2 separate regions of the Mus musculus genome follow, and region 2 is linked to region 1. A link is a loop called in an ENCODE intact Hi-C map of the cell type or tissue named here. Cell type or tissue: heart. All regions are shown on one strand.

What was found. A loop is a pair of places that touch in the nucleus more often than their neighbours do. Peaks named below come from ENCODE experiments on the same cell type or tissue, not always from the same donor. Only the 100,000 strongest peaks of a DNase experiment are listed, where the experiment ranks them.
Region 2: a loop joins it to region 1, with 19 times the contacts of the local background. A loop is called at or near these places in 2 of 42 quality-filtered maps.

The regions. Positions count from the first base shown.
Region 1 is chr13:95,448,118-95,456,117 of GRCm38, reverse strand. No RefSeq gene overlaps it. Among named protein-coding and RNA genes, the nearest start is that of Crhbp, 7.3 kb to the right of the region's middle. In heart, no CTCF peak of the experiment used is centred here; no DNase peak of the experiment used is centred here.
Region 2 is chr13:96,933,230-96,941,229 of GRCm38, reverse strand. Gcnt4 (glucosaminyl (N-acetyl) transferase 4, core 2 (beta-1,6-N-acetylglucosaminyltransferase)) reads right to left here. Exons shown (of 3, transcript NM_001166065.2): 2 at 5,234-5,350. Among named protein-coding and RNA genes, the nearest start is that of Gcnt4, 13 kb to the right of the region's middle. In heart, no CTCF peak of the experiment used is centred here; no DNase peak of the experiment used is centred here.

The DNA.
Region 1 (8,000 bases):
GCTGTACAGCCATTTGGATAATGTAAGGGAGTGCACACATACATACACAGATGTTTTTGTGACTTGAAATGAAAAGAATTGCTTTGTAAACATGTGACCTATGGCCTCATTTCTGTAAAGAAAATCTCGCATGTGTAGTCTCTGGAAAAGATAAATGCTGCATTAACCATGGTGTATATTCATGATAGGATTAAAGGGGCAGTATGAGGGGTTTTTCTATATTTTAAGTTGGTTTTTTTTTTGATCCAGCCATGAGCATGTTTTTTGTTGTTATTATGGTGGTTTTTATAATATAAAAAACCTATGCCTCTAAAATCATGGTGATGTATTGAGCTCAATACCGCTTTTACTCTTTGCAAACACCATTCACATTTCTATTAACAGATTTCTCTCCTTCAGCAAGGAGGCAGCACCAAGAACAACTTGTGGTTTCTCTCCTCCCACTGTATATAAGGGTTGTGGGGATTGAACTCAGGTCTTCAGGCTTGGTGGCAAGCACCTTTACCCACTAAGCCATCTTGGTGGTCCAAGAGACAATTTACAAAATAGTATTTTAAAATTAATTCTTTGATAATCTCATACATGTACACAGTGGATTTTGATCACATTCTTCTCTTCTACCAATGCCTCTGGATCACATGATCCTGTTACTTCCATGTCTTTAAAAAAATCCAGTGAGTCCAGTTAGTATAGTAGTCTCTGCACAGGTATGAGCCATGTGCTGAAGTGTGGTCAACCTATTGGGGGCCACATCACTGAAGAAAACAGACACTCTGGCAGCCATCAACTTCCAACAGCTGGGGATGTGGGGCCTCATGGGTCCTCCCCACTTCATGGTGGAGTGCTGCCTGGTTTTATCTTGTACAGGTCTTATACAGGTGAGTTCTGTGAGCTCATTTGTCCATGGCCCTGACTGGTTTTATGGTGTACAGGTCTTATACAGGTGAGTTCTGTGAGCTCATTTGTCCATGGCCCTGTCAAGTTCAGAAGACACTGTTTTGCTGAAGTCCTTCCCGTGCTCTGAATTGTAATTCTGTCCCATTGTAAGATCAAACCTTCTGCAATGTTCCCTGAGTCTTGAGGGAAGGACATGTTATACGGTGGTCCTAGTTATGGCTGAACACTCCACAGACAATTATTCTCTGCACTATGGCAGGTTTGAGTTGTCGGAACACTTCCCAAGAATGGGGTCATGTGAGGGGAATTCTGAGTGCTTGTGAGAAATTTTTTTTTTTCGAGACACAGGCTTGTTTTCGGAGTCTGTCTTTATGCTTCTCCCAGGTGTAGTGGTGGATAGGAGTGAGTTTACTTTAGATTGCTCACTATTGCTTGCTGATGTTATTCAATTAAATAGTATCCTTTATGTGCCTCTATGGAAGGACATTTTTGCTGAGTGTGGCTTGTCCCTATGGTTGTATACCACTTGAACTCATGGGAACTTTATTCAGACCCTCAGAGTTTAAATTACCTGATGCTCTGAATAAAGTTAGCTATTGTATGAGACTTTGGTCCGCCTCCTTTATCAGCTCTGTTCCCACTCCCAGTTCCCACCAGCTCTGTATTAACCATCATCCACTTTGTGTAAGGAAGCTTCTTTGATGGGAGCTGAGGTAATCTATTGGCACACAGATAAGCATTTGGAAGGTAGCTTTGGATCATGTCCAGTTAGCAAAATAATAGCAGTAAGTTCTCCCTTAGGGACCAGGGACTCCCCTGGTCGTTGGCCAGGTTACAGAGCCAGGAATGGGTTTCCTCTGGTGGGGTTGGTTTTAAATCTGACCAGAGGTTAGTTACTCCCATAACACTTACACCACATTGCACTCGTGGGAATATATTCAGGCTTGTCGTTCCCGTGGCTAGTGGGGTTCACAGCTGTGTAAGACTCTTGATACCTTTCCCGTGGCTAGTGGGGTTCACAGCTGTGTAAGACTCTTGATACCTTTCCCGTGGCTAGTGGGGTTCACAGCTGTGTAAGACTCTTGATACCTTTCCCGTGGCTAGTGGGGTTCACAGCTGTGTAAGACTCTTGATACCTTTCCCGTGGCTAGTGGGGTTCACAGCTGTGTAAGACTCTTGATACCTTTCCCGTGGCCTGTATAGCATCTTCTCTCAATGCGAACGTTAGCTGGCAGGGAGGAAACTTCCAGGTAAAAGCTACCTTGATTTCTTCATGTCTCGAGATTAAAGTGTGTGGTATCTTCAGCAGTGGGGTCTTACTGTTGTTTAAAAAAAAAGTTTGATTTTACCCATGAAGATTCGGGAGCCAGATGCTGGGGTGAAAGCCTGTTAGTCAGAGAGGCAGAGAAAGCAGCCAGCTGCCCTTCCTACTCCACTCACATCCCAGAAGGAAAAGCCCCTCCTCCTCCACACTGTCTTAAAAGTCCTTCAACTCAAAGACCTGCCTTCTCTTTCCTGGGTTTTCTTCCATTGTTCACTCCCTGTCAACTGATAGCTTGCTCCACCTCAAGGGTAAGTCCTCGACTTTAGCTCTTAAAGGTGTGTGCTAGGGCTGAGCCACACCACAGCAAGCTGTTTACAATAAACAGAAAGCTCTTGGGCTAAAGGTATGAGCTACGGCCGAGGCACACCATAAGAAGAAAAGGGTTTTCCAGCCTACCATCTCATAATATGATCAAATATCCTGTAACATCTTACCATCAAATTCTGGTGGCAAACAAGAGCAATGGCGTCGATCAGCCTGTATTGATTTAGGGGTGGGTCTCTTTCTCACACGAGCAACTCAAAGGGAGGAATCCTACATTCAACACTGGGCTTTTTTTGGTTTGACAAACAATGGCTTTTGGGAAGATCTTCATGCTCCATGTAGGGTGACTCCACTCACACTATAAGAAAATATGGATAGTTTTTGGAAGCTTATAAAATAATAGGTTTATATAAAGCTTCTCCCCCAATACTCTTAGTATAAGTTATCCCTCCATAACCTCTCATTTATCCTCCCCTCCCCACTTAAAGCTCTACTCCCCATTACTCTCATGTTTATAACACCTGCGTTCTACTAAGCCCATCCATCAAATCTGTCTTCTACCCTCCCCAATGGCCCCTTTCCAGTTTTCTGGCTTCTTTAACGCCAAGTTAAATACACACAGTCTAAGGTTTGAAGCAAAGGTCAATATAGAAGAAAGAACACAAAGCCTTTGCCTTTGCGGATCTCCTACAGTGCAGGATATAGGACCAACAATTGACAAATGGGGCCCCATCAAACTAAAAATCTTCTGTATAGCAAAACAAACAAACAAGCCCCACCCCAATAACTTTAGCTTTTACTGTGATTTCTTTAGCTTTTCCTGATGCTTTTTTTTTTTGTTCCAGGGTCCCATCTAGGGTCTGCTTTTATGTTTATGTCTTCTTGGGCTACTTCTGGATGTGACAGTTTCTCAGATTCTTTGTGGGGTTGACAGTGTTTGAAAGAGGAAGGTTTCAGAGGTGAAATCTCTGCCATTTTCATCATGCTATATCAAGGGTTGTACCTCAGTATGATTTTTGATTACTGATACCAGCCATGATCCAGGTGACACAGTGTTCTGTTGGGTTTCTTATTGTTAATGTTACCCCTAGCTCACCCTTCCCATACTTTTGGTAAAGAAATCACTAATTTAATGCCCACAATTGAAGAATGTGATCATGAATGTTTTCTGTGTATTCTGTGTAAGAGATTTGGGATTATTCTGTGTCTTGTTTCTCCACTTACAATTTATTCAATCATTCATCAACACTAGCAAGGCTTGTGGAAGTTTATTCTACACACCAGGTTAGCGTCTAACATTACCTTATTTTGTTGTTCAAATTGTTACAATTTTGGACACTAAAGAGCCTTTCCATTGGATCTTGGTGTTTACTTTTTAACCGTAAAGTTGATCAACATTCTGATCTGTTTTGAAACCATGAGATACAAAGAGATTATTTATCTATCTATCTATCTATCTATCTATCTATCTATCTATCTATCATCTATCTATCTATCATCTATCTATCTATCTATCTATCTATCTATCTCTACAATATTACTATATAATCTCTCTCTATATATTGTTTGTCTATATATTGTATGGCTTTATACACACACACACACACACACACACACACACACACACACACACACACGAATGAATATATCAGGATAGCCATTATATTGTCTAACCCTGATTTCACAACATGATATTGCCTTCCTTCCCCAGGTGTCCGAGAGGAAATGGGCCTAGTGGTGACAATCAGAAACATAAATGTCAGCACAGAAAAGGGGAGGGTGCTTCATGATGCTTTGGAGTTCTAGCACCAACTGGTGAGGGCTTGCTGGCCACAGGGCTGAGGTCTAGAGGCTACCGGCATCTGTCATTTAGTCACATTTTCTTCCCCCACAAGCCCAGCTAGGCACCAGGCATCTTGTTTTTACAGATGTTGACTCAGCCTGGAAGCAGCTGTCTTGGAAGAAGGCCATGCATGGATACAGATGGTGACTGAGTCAAGGGCTTTACAGACAAAAGCTGTCATATAGCTGGAAAAGTTGGAGATCCCCTATGGGAAAGTGAGGGAATGTGGATTAGAAGTGAGAGGGCCTGTATTAGCTCTTCAAACCTCAGTGGCTCAAAAGGACAATAGTCATTGTTTCTCTGGCTCCTGAGGTTGAGTGTAGGAAATATTCAGTATGTAGGTTCCGGTGCAGGGCTTTCTCGATGTCTGGAACTAGGGTTACCCTCAGCCTGAAATTTTTGATTTTTCCCACAGACTGCTGTCTATATACTAACTACACAGTATTGCGTTGAGCCATGCAATTGCCTGAGGCAATCGATATTGATGGTGTCTTATTTGTCACACACACATATGTATGTATATGTGTATGTATATGTATAATGCATTGGTGGGACACTGCACAAGGAGATACCACAGATAGCTAATTGTTACCTAGATCTTTCTCTGTTCTTGTCCTTTTCAAAAGCTCCTGTAAACTCCTGTCCTTTAGATCTATTTTAAGACAGCAGAAGCACAACTCTTTGCATATTATTTCTCCTCTGTCAGGGAAGAGGCAGATTCTGCAGGTGATGTCATATCCCAGTGCACGTCACCACTGCTCAGTGACACACACTGCTGGGTCTGGAGCTTGCTGTACCCCTCCCTTTGATGCAAGGAGTGAGGCATATGAGATGGCATTTCATTGTAATCTCTGGACTGGATGTTAGTCATGGAATATTTCAGAGGGAGCCTGAAGTGAGCTGAGGAAATAATGTCACTCCGAAGTCAAGGGAACCTGCGCAAAGATGAGCAATGTGCGGCCTCCCTGACAGCGACGGATCCGCTGCTTCCAGCCTGGGACTGTGCCGTCTCACTTTTTGCTGCTTGTCTAGTTATTTTTAAAGCCCCAACTTATTATTGTCCTGACTCATTTCCAGGAGTGTCCCCCCCACCCCCGCCATGTCTTCAGAGAAGGATTCATCAGCTGGCTGGATACAGAGGCAACTTTGTGGTGTGGGCTTGGCTTCTTGCTCACGGTGAGAATCTGGGCAAACCTTACCTCTTTCATTTCTCTCTCCCATCAGTGCCCTTCAGATGCATTCTTGCTAGCCACACTTTCTTGGTCCTAACCGTCTCAGTTTTGACACATGATCTCACTCAGCGATGCTTGATAAGGGTCTAACTGCTTCCTCCTTGGCAGGCCCTGATTTCCCCCTCTTTCTGCTTTGTAACATCAGCCGCTCCCATTCCTCTCTCTTCTCAGTTTTATTCCACTCTGACTCTCACCATTTCTTGTGATGAAATCAGCTCCTCTGTCATGCACATAATCTTTAATGGGACCCATTCCTGGCTCATCTTTTAAAATGCAGTTCTGCAATTAGATTCTAATCTAGTCCTCTAATTTTCTAGCCATGGCTTTTAAAGTCAGTTAATGTTTTAATATGAAGTCATTCATTCTAATTTAATAATGATATGAAAACATATCCCATGTATGCCTCTTACAAAAATATTATCATTAGTTTTGGTGATGAAGACATGAAATAGAATTGGTAATTTAACCACAGCTGTCATTTACATCTATTCTGTCTGCATTACTTACACTGTTTGACACCTACAGTAATTTTTAGCATATACTCTACCGTTTATAGATAAGGAAGCTTATGATCAAAGAGCTCTTTGAACCCATGTGGGTTTTGTTTTGCGTTTGTGTGGTTTACTGAAATGTTACCGTACAGTCAGTCTGTTATCTAGAAATAGCACCATGCTCTAGTGTATAACACAATGCATGGATATTATAGCTCACTCTATGAAAAGGCTAAACTGTTTTAGAGATGGCTGTGTTTTGGAAGCAGTAACTGCTGCCAGTTACAAACACCTTTCATGGAAACTGCTTTCCCCCTTTTCTCAAGGGAATGTTGTTATGACAGTCTTCTGCCCTGGCCTCTGACCTCTGCCTACAGGTTTGTGGGTGAAGATTTTAAGAATGTAAGTTTGAGCTTGTTTTCATCTGTCTGATGGTGACACAAAGTTTTTGGTGGCCTATGTGAAGCTCCCAGAACTGGGGGCAACCTACAGACAGAGGGACCAGGGTGTGGCCACAACCTACAGACAGAGGGACCAGGGCGTGGCCACTCAGTGCTTGCTTTTACTTTTTCTTTTCTGAAGGCATCTTCTGTTGCCGGATTTGACCACATTGTGAAACACAAGGTTGTGAGCTGGGGTTTTGTTTTAATGTGGGCTCATCCCTAGCACACACCTTTAACCCAAAGAGCTTTCCGTAAGCAGGAGCTAAATATAGTCAAAGATAGGTCAAGAGGCTGAGCAAGCTACCATTTAACAGGAAGGGGACAGGAGGAAGAAAGGAGGGTCTTTGAGTTGAAGGCCATTTAAGACAGTGTGGAGAAGGAGAAAGAAGGCATTTTTCCCTCTGGGACATTGGTGGAGGAGGAAGGTCAGCTTAGTGCTTTCTCTGACTCTCTGAGCTAGCAGGCTTTCACCCTAGCATCTGGCTTTTGAGTCTTCATTGGTAAATTGAATATTTGGGATTTAAAAAAACAAACAAACAATCAAACAAACAAAAAAACACCCAATAATCTTCATATCTTGAAAATAGATTATACTAATGTACGGATTATACTTCAGCTTGTTATCGCTCGAGCCCTACCTCCCAAACGTGTAGTTTCTCTCAACTGGAGATCTTCTATAGCTGAAACATGAGAGTATCATCCAAAGTCTGACTCACACTAGGTCCGCAAATCAGATTCACTTAGCTCCCTCTGATTTTTAATACCGCTGAAAAATAATCTTAATGAGTATAAATCGTTCCATTAATATAATAAAATCTATGTTGGATTTAAAAGATACAAAAACAACTCTAAAATTAATATGGAACCTCAAACAAAACAAAACAAAAACCTTGAAGGAAACAAAACCAACCAACCAACCAACAAACAAACAAACAAAAAAACAAAACCAGAAGGCATCAAACTTATTGACTTCAAAATTTAGACCCCAGAGTTGTCAGCTGTGGTCCTGGCATAAGGAGAGATACCGGCCCATTAAGAAGAACAGCAAACTCCACTTGGACAAGGATATCAAGAGTATACAATGAGGAAAGGACACATATGTTGAAGCCTCCCCGCCCAGCATAGCTGTAGCCATTTGGTTCCTTGCCTGCCAACTATTTCATATTGTTGCCGTAATATGTCTGTCCGTCATTGGCACAGAAAAATAACTTGACTCGGAGTAGGGGTCATGCTGACCACATACCCAGTTTTGTTCCATATGTTATAAGCTTTGTTAATCTTAAGAAATTCCACAACTATAAGCTTCCTGAAGGCCCCATCAAATTAAAGGTCAATATGAACTGTTATGTCTAAAATGACTTGAGTCAGGGTTGACCCCTGGGCAGCACTTCCAACATCTGTGTATGAGCTCCTTGTGTTTTTGTGTTTTTAGCCTTTATAAGCTGTCCCTGAGAGATGTCCAGCTTTGAGCTGTTGCCCTGGTCGATCGGTCTTGGGGATGTGCGT
Region 2 (8,000 bases), 1.5 Mb before region 1:
AGTGCTGGGATTAAAGGCGTGCGCCACCATGCCCGGCACAGGATCAATTTAAAATCAGTGTCTGACAGCCTCCACCCCAGACTCTGTGTTAACTTAATAGCACTGTTGTGGACACGAACTTACTCAGAATGCTGTTCTATCTCGGCCCCTTCAATAGACTAATGAGTTGGTAACTGCCAGCGTCTCTTATGAGAAGAGAGACTGTGGCACATGAGACAGATAAATGCCTACCCAAGAGCAAGGGCAGAAATCTCTCCTTAGGGAGACTTCTCCATGATGGTGAGCCCCAAGCTTCATGGGACCCTCTCAGCGCCTTCCCAGATGTTTTTCCTTTAGTACATTCAGGTCAAGGCAGGTGAGCAGAGATGGCCATTCCTTATGAGTAATGGGCTTCCTTCTTACTCCAAGTCTTCCCAACTTTAAATCCATTTTTACCAGTGCCTCAAATTAAAAAGAAAGTCTGTAAAATCCTCAAACCATTCAAGGTCCTGATGCGGAAGGCGCTGGAGCTTGGCGCAGGAAGCCTTGCTTTCAGACCTACTCAGCCTTCTGTGTAACTCCATCGCTTGCATACACAAAGACAAATTCTCCATATTCTCCATAATGGTTTAGCTCTTCACTGATGCTCCCATTGGAAGCCTTACATAACTGTATTGAAACAGAGACAGATGAATTCCACTCATGATAAACTATGCCCGTCTGAGCAAGAATCTGCATGGAGAATTAACCGATGGGGACATAGGCGATAAGTCACATCTCCGACTGAAACGCTAGGCCCAGGGCAATCGATGGGCTGATCGGGAGATTAATCCGTTTTCAGTCAGTAGGCTCCTTCAGAGGAGGAGGAACAAGCTAATTTTAGGGATCCAGTCACCGGTGATGCCTGGCTCACATCTTGTTGCTATGCAGTTGGGGCCGTCTGAGAATACCTAAATATTTTAGAAAACTTTCTGGACGTTCCCTTGAGGCAGAGAACATTCCCTCAATGCATCCCCCCCCCCTTGTTTTATTATATGTCAACTTGAAAAATAGGATATGAAAAGCTTATTAACTTGGGAATGTCAGAATATTTTTCTAAAGCCTTACAAAGGAGAGACATTATTTACCACATAAGGAAAGAAGTATAAAGATGAATACACTAAAAAAAAAAAAAAAAAGAAACAAAAATAAATAAAAAACGAATGTCCTCCTAGACAGAGGGACCCTGATGGCCAACAGCTGTATGCATGACCACAGAGCCTGATCACAGTGAGGCCATCGAGTCTACATGATGGCGTGCTCATTTCCGACCACAGAAAATTCTGGACTGGGACCATTAGGTGGGAGGGTGACTCAGCTCTGGTATATTTCCGTACCGCCTCCACAGTACCTCAAGAGCTGTGCTAAAGAGTCAGAAGGCCAGGTTCTCCATAAGCTCACACTCTCGTTGTTCTAGCCTCGAAGGAACACTGCCAAGGAAAATAGCTGTCACAGCGTGAAGTAGGCAAACACAGTACCTATGTAAAATACAAGAGCCTCATGGCTAGGCCAATAATGCAATGTACGTGAAGACAGATGGCCCTGGAAAGACAAGTAACTACAGTCTTTACAAGGCAGAGACAAGGGGTTTTCATTCTTATTTCATAAAACAAACAACAAAACAACCAAACTCAGGACGTCAGAGAAGCCGGAAATGAAAAACAGAGCTTACATTGCAGTGGTCCATACGTTGGCAAGATACTCCATGGACACCATGTCCTTCATGCCCTGCCCTCACCCCTAACAGTGGCCTCACTGTGCAGGCTGTCCTACTCATTTCTGTCACTCACAACACCTATGTGACCAGTCCTCTTCTCACCCGAGTCTGTAAAATGTTAAGGGCTTTCTAACGGCAGCCAACAAGCTTTACACCAGAACAACAACAACAAAACGGAGTTTCTCCTTCTAGGTCCTTTTCACCAAGACTTAGTTAAATCTATAATTCCCAAAGAAACTAAATGTACAGTCTTAAAAGTGAAAGGGCTTTAAAGGTGACTAGGTCCGCAGCCCTCCCTGAAAGAAACCCGCCTGTCATAGAGCCTCATTATCAGTCTTGGGATGCTGGGAACATAATTTCTCCATTGCATGTGTGTCTTAGTCTGCCCCTGTTGCTATGACAAAATACCATAAAATGGGGAGTTTATCAATAACGAATTGTATTTATCATGGTCCTGGAAGTTGGGAGGCCACGATCAAAGTTCAGATTCACATCTAGTGATGGCACAGCCCAGCTTCCAAGATGGCACTTTACGGTTGTGCTCTTCCATGGCAGAAGTCAGAATGGCACACGTGTGGGACCTCTTACAAGGTCACTAATTCCATTTGTGACACTGCCCTCAAGGCATTACTAACCTGCTATAACCCTTAATTCTAACACATTGACAGTTAAGTTTCATCATGACTTTAGGAAGGACACATTCAGATTGTAGTGACATGCATCCAGCCAATTGGTGTCCATTAAGGGACTCCACAGAGGGTAGGATCTCCTGTTCCTTATAAGGGTTCCTCATGGTGGCATCCAACATAACCTGGGTCCCTTTTCCTCACTACTAAGATAGTTTTGCCCAAAGTCAACAATATTCCCCATGTTGTCAGTGTTGCAGGCTATCTGGTCACATTGTGAACCCCAAATCTGTGACCTGGAAAATCCTTGTTGTCTCAAGAGCTTTCTGTAAGCAAGAGCTAAATAAAGTCAAAGATAGGTCAAGCAAGAGGCATAGTTGCTTAACCATTTGACAAGCAGTGAACAATGGAAGAAAACCCAGGAAAGAGAAGGCAGGTCTTTGAGTTGAAGGGCTTTTAAGACAGTGTGGCGAAGGAGGAGGGGCTTTTCCTTCTGGGATGTCAGAGGAGGAGGAAGGGCAGCTGGCTGCTTTCTCTGCCTCTCTGACTAGCAGGCTTTCACCCCAGTATCTGGCTCCTGAGTCTTCATGGGTAAAATGGCATGACTGGGATTTCGTTTATTAAAACAACATGTCGGGAGTCCATGGACACATCCCTGTCCCTTCTTAGTGACCCATGAAGAATGTCAGTATTATTTGTCTTTTCTTACTTATACTGTTCAGCAAATCATTATTCCTGCTTTTCAAGATGAGAAAATGAGTCATAGGAAATATAAAATTTACTTTAGCTCGTAATATATAGAAGAGCCAGGAATTTCAACTATGGCCTATTTATCACTAGGCACAGCTCAGCCCTGCCCTTCCAGTCTCTCAGTGGTCTAAAGGAACCTGGAGTCACCAATGGTGTTATAAGGATCTACTGAGCCTGCTTAGGAAATACTAAGTTACCAAAGTAGAATTTAGCTAATGGAACACCCTGGATTGTCTTATCAGGAAAAGCTAATTGCGCCTTGGCTAACAGCTGTGTGGGAAAAGCATCCCTGGTCTGTGTCAGGATAACTATAACAATATTTTACATTTTAAACCTCCCCATTCATCCAAAAAACCAAACTTTCGGATTCCTGTCCTTGTGAAACATATTTAATTGCTCCAAGAATAACTTGGGCCGTGCAATTGTATAAGGTGATGGGGTCTCTGTTCAGGGCCAGCTCCCTTCTGTGCATTAGCCAGAGCCAGATGTGTGCTACTTATTATTAAAGAGTCTTTATTAATCTCTAGGTGGTGAAGAGATTTCATACTGGGAAGGCATATTAGCCCTATACTGTAGGAATATGGTTCTACACTCCAAACGTATTTTTAAGCCATCTCCCATCTCCCACTCTGTCAGGGTCACTCTAATCCAAGCCGCTTCAACCTCGGCTGCATGAGAAACCGCTTCCCACTCAGCTCCCTGGTTTCTTCCGGTCCACGCTTCAGGAGTAATTAAGCCACGCCTCCACACCTGCCCCCTATTGGCCAAACCCTTCCCTGAGAACAAATCAGCAGCCTTTCCTACACAAGCCTGGCTTGTTCTTCCACTCTCTCGTGAGCTCTGGGTGACTCCAGTCTTCTGAAGAAAGCTCCAGTCTCTTCTTGGCCTCAGGACCTGTGTTCTTGTTGTTCCTTAATCTAAAACTACTTTTCCCTAGGCCCTGGCCAGCTAAGGCTCTCAAGTTGTAGAAAAACAACCATAACCTTCCCTTGGGTTCGCTCTGACTACCTTTTTCAGATCTCTCCAGCCTACCCATACTCCTGTCCCCCACGCTCCCTCCTCCTCCTGCCATTGCCACAGCTCATTTGTGCTGCATTATTATCTGTCTTTAGATAGGAACATGAGGTCCTCGAAGGGTTACCCCTCCATCGCCAGCGCCAAGCACATTCACCCCTGGTACACTGCAGCTGTTTGGCAGTACAAAGCCAAACGCCCCACATTCTAGTCTGGGCTCTGCTATCTAAAGCTTCCCCAAGTGACCTAGCACCATATTAACCATGGGCAAGTCTTTATGCCCCAAGTATTAAGCAGGATAATAGGCTTTCTATCCTACAATGCTATTGTGTAGGCCCTATGACACAATGCCTATGAAAGAGCGGTAGGAGAAAGATGTTGGTCTGCAAACGTCAGGTTTTACGACCTCCATAAGAAGAATGGTTTCCTGGGGGGAAACCTAGAGTCAACTTTTTGTTTTATTTTCCCCGAAGCAGTGCAGCCATTATCCTCTGTACCTGACATTCTAAATCATTATTCATTCTTTACTCTTTAGCAACATTGTTTTTGTTGACAGTAATTTTCAACTGAAGTTTTGAAATTCTCCCTGGGGGTTTCAGAGTTATGTAGAACCAGATCTTCCCTGACTGTGAGGGACAGGAAGGTTGTTGCTGTAGTTAATGTTTAGAGGTGGTTCCTCGTTTTTTTTGAAAGACTGCTTGCCAAAGAATTTCTTCCAAGGCACCTAGGCGGGCACTCACCAGCAGAGGCCCAGCAGCACCAGTGCCCCATGTGGCAGTGCCAGTAATGTTCTGTGGATCTCTCCTCTCAGACCCCACTCTTTTAGGGGTGACTCTGTGTGGTGGCTCTGTATTGAACCTCAGTTTGGAAATGTCACTCCAAAGGACCAGCAAAGCCATCCTGAGCTTTTTACAGCAATGTGAACACACAGAACATCCTCAGACAGGGCCTTTGCAGGACCCTGTCACAACGATCCTATGTCCAAGGACACTGTCTCAGCATGGTTAACTAGGCTCTGTTTGAGGCAAGGGTGTGTTACTACTGATAGGTTTCTTGCTCAGTAGTTTGCTTTGGTCTGACTGTTATCTTTTAAAAATAGTTACTTTACCTGCAAAACAGCAAGAACAGCGGCCTCAATGGAACTGCAGGACATGAAAGTCATTCTCCATACTGCTTCCTTAGATCTCTATTCCGCCTGCAGTGCCTGTTCCAGAGTCGTTCGGGTCTAGGGAAAAATCACAAGGTTGTGTAAGGTTACATGGGAAACGAAGAACTCCTATCAAGATGCTTTGGTCAGACTGAGAGTGGTCCCTCAAGGTCACGGGAAATCTGGGTCATAGCAGCGTAACCAAAAAAAAAAAAGCACAGAAATCAGATACTACTCTGCAGTTACAGCAACTGGGAGGTCAGCCTGACTTCTTGGTTTCCTCTTATGTCTCAAGGTAAAGAGCAGAAGTGGCTCACCATCCAGCCGGCACGGTCACCTCGATGCCAAGAAGTTCTAGCAGGATCTAAAGTGCCAGAGACCGCAAGGCCAATGAAATGTCCAGTTCTTAACACTCGAGACCCTTAGGAAGTAAAATGCTGAGTTTGTCTTCAAACACTTTAAAAAAAGGATTCCCCAAATATCTCTGCCCTCAAATGTTAGTTGGAGGGCAACCTGCATGCCAAGCCATGCCTGCCTGGGCACAAAAGACTGCAGAAGAGGGGCTGACCAACACCTAGACCTTGGTCCCAAGTTTCTTTCTTTGCTCGTCTTCTGTCCATTTCACTGAGCTTAGGTACAGCGAAACCAAACTGCCTTCAAGTTCCATGTTCTAACCTTAAAATGTGGGTCATAAATATTTTATTCTTTTTTCTATAAAGTAGAAAACCTGAATTAAAAAATGTTGTTATTGTTGTGTGCATTCTTGTGTACGCATGCAAAGGCCAGAGCAGGGTATGCGGTGTTCTCCACAGCTCTGCTTTTAACTGACTGGATACAGGATCTCTTACTGAAATTGAAGCCTGCTGTTTCAACTCAATGACTGGCCACTAAGCACTGGGGTCCAGCTCTCTGCCTCCCAGTGCTGGTCACAGGTACACACGGTCAGGCCTGGCTTACTTGGTTTTCATTCGAGTAGTGGAGATTTGAACTCAGGTCCTCAGGTCTGCCTGCTTACACCATACCCGCTTTTATTCACTGAGCCACCCACCTCAAGTCTTTTGTCTATTTTTTAAAAAGTGAACTTTTCTGTTAGAAAGAAAAGACGTTGCCTCATCCAAGGTGTGCAGATGTAAACCTCTCCCCCCAAAACCCTGCATCTCTGGAAACCTTTATTTTGGTATCATAGAGTCACCTCCATATCTTATTCCCCCCAAATTAACTATTGAAAAGATCTGTAGCTAGCTGAAGATGTGTTAACTCATTTCCTCATGGGCATTTATGCCCTTAAATAACAGCATGGTGAGGAAGCTCTGGATGTGCATCTGTGTGTGCATAAGTCAGGGAATATGTGTATTTGTATGCACATGTGCTCCTGCACATGTGAAAATAAGCATTGTAAATGTGCACGGGGTGTCTGTGCATGTTGCATGTGTATATGCCTATGTGCAGATATGAGTATGCATGTGTGTATATGTGTTTGTGGGTGCTTGTGCATGTGTTGCGAATCTTATGGTATAGCCCAGGCTGGCCTCTCACTCATGATCCTCCTGCCTCAGACTTTTGAGTGCTAGGATTACAGATGTGGGTCACCATGCCTAGATGATCCTGACTTGATTAGTACAGAAGCCACAGTTGATATCTGTTGAGTTTCCACCGTGTTGGTTGAGCCTAGATTCACATCTTTTTGTCTCCAGGCGTCTTCACAATGCAGTTACTTAAGGGCATAAATGCACATGTGGAAATGTGTATGTGTGCCATGCACACAGGCATGCACACATGTACACAGACATCCACACAAACACACATATTCCCAGGCATTTACACATTTACACATGCACAGACAGAGACAGTCACATGTGTGTACACACATATACCTCCCACACACATGTGTGTGCTAAGGTGGGCACCTCTGTCATGATTGCATGGTTCAGTCAAAGATCTGTGGGCTTAAAATATGCAAACTGCCCTGAAATCTTGTACATAAGTTACATAAATACTAAGTTCAAATCCAGAAACTCAAAAACTAAGTGGAGAGGGATAGAAGAAAATCCATGGTGCATGGCTCAATATGGCCAAGACAGGACGTTCCAAAGCAGAGATTTTTAACCTTTGCAGAAGCCCAATCCAGAAAATCCCCTGACAGCTGTGCAGCAGGCATCCCTGGCAAGGCTGCATTTGAACAGTAGTTTCCGCAGGTTACAGTGGGCTGTACCACCCGGGAGACATGACAGATAAACACAAGGCTTGCCCAGCTTACTAAATGTTTAAGCATGTAGTTGTACACAAAGCAGAAATCAACACCTCGAGCAGATTTTCTGACGGACAGTGATGTGGTCAGTGCCAGAACAGAGATGCGATAAAACTCAGAAACAGCGCCATAGGGAAGACTCTGGCAGGCTGCCAGCTGCCCAGAACAGTCGTTCTCTGGTCTTCTCTCAGAGAGTCCCTCTAACTGCCGGTGACAGAAATGGGCAACTCTGAAAACTTTCTTCCTGTCTCCCATATAGAAGAGGCAGTGTTGGGAAGAATCCGAGGTTGTGGGGAACATGGCTCTCAGCAGGAAAAAAACCACCTTGCCTCTCTCCTTGTCTCTCTTCTACTTTTCTGCTCGGAACTCTAGCAAGATGGCTAGAGCCTCTCTGAAGGAGACAGTATAGACCAAGAGACTGCTGGTCTCTCAGCCTCCAGCTTAAGCCTCTGAGCTAGCGTAGCAGATGCATCCCTGAGC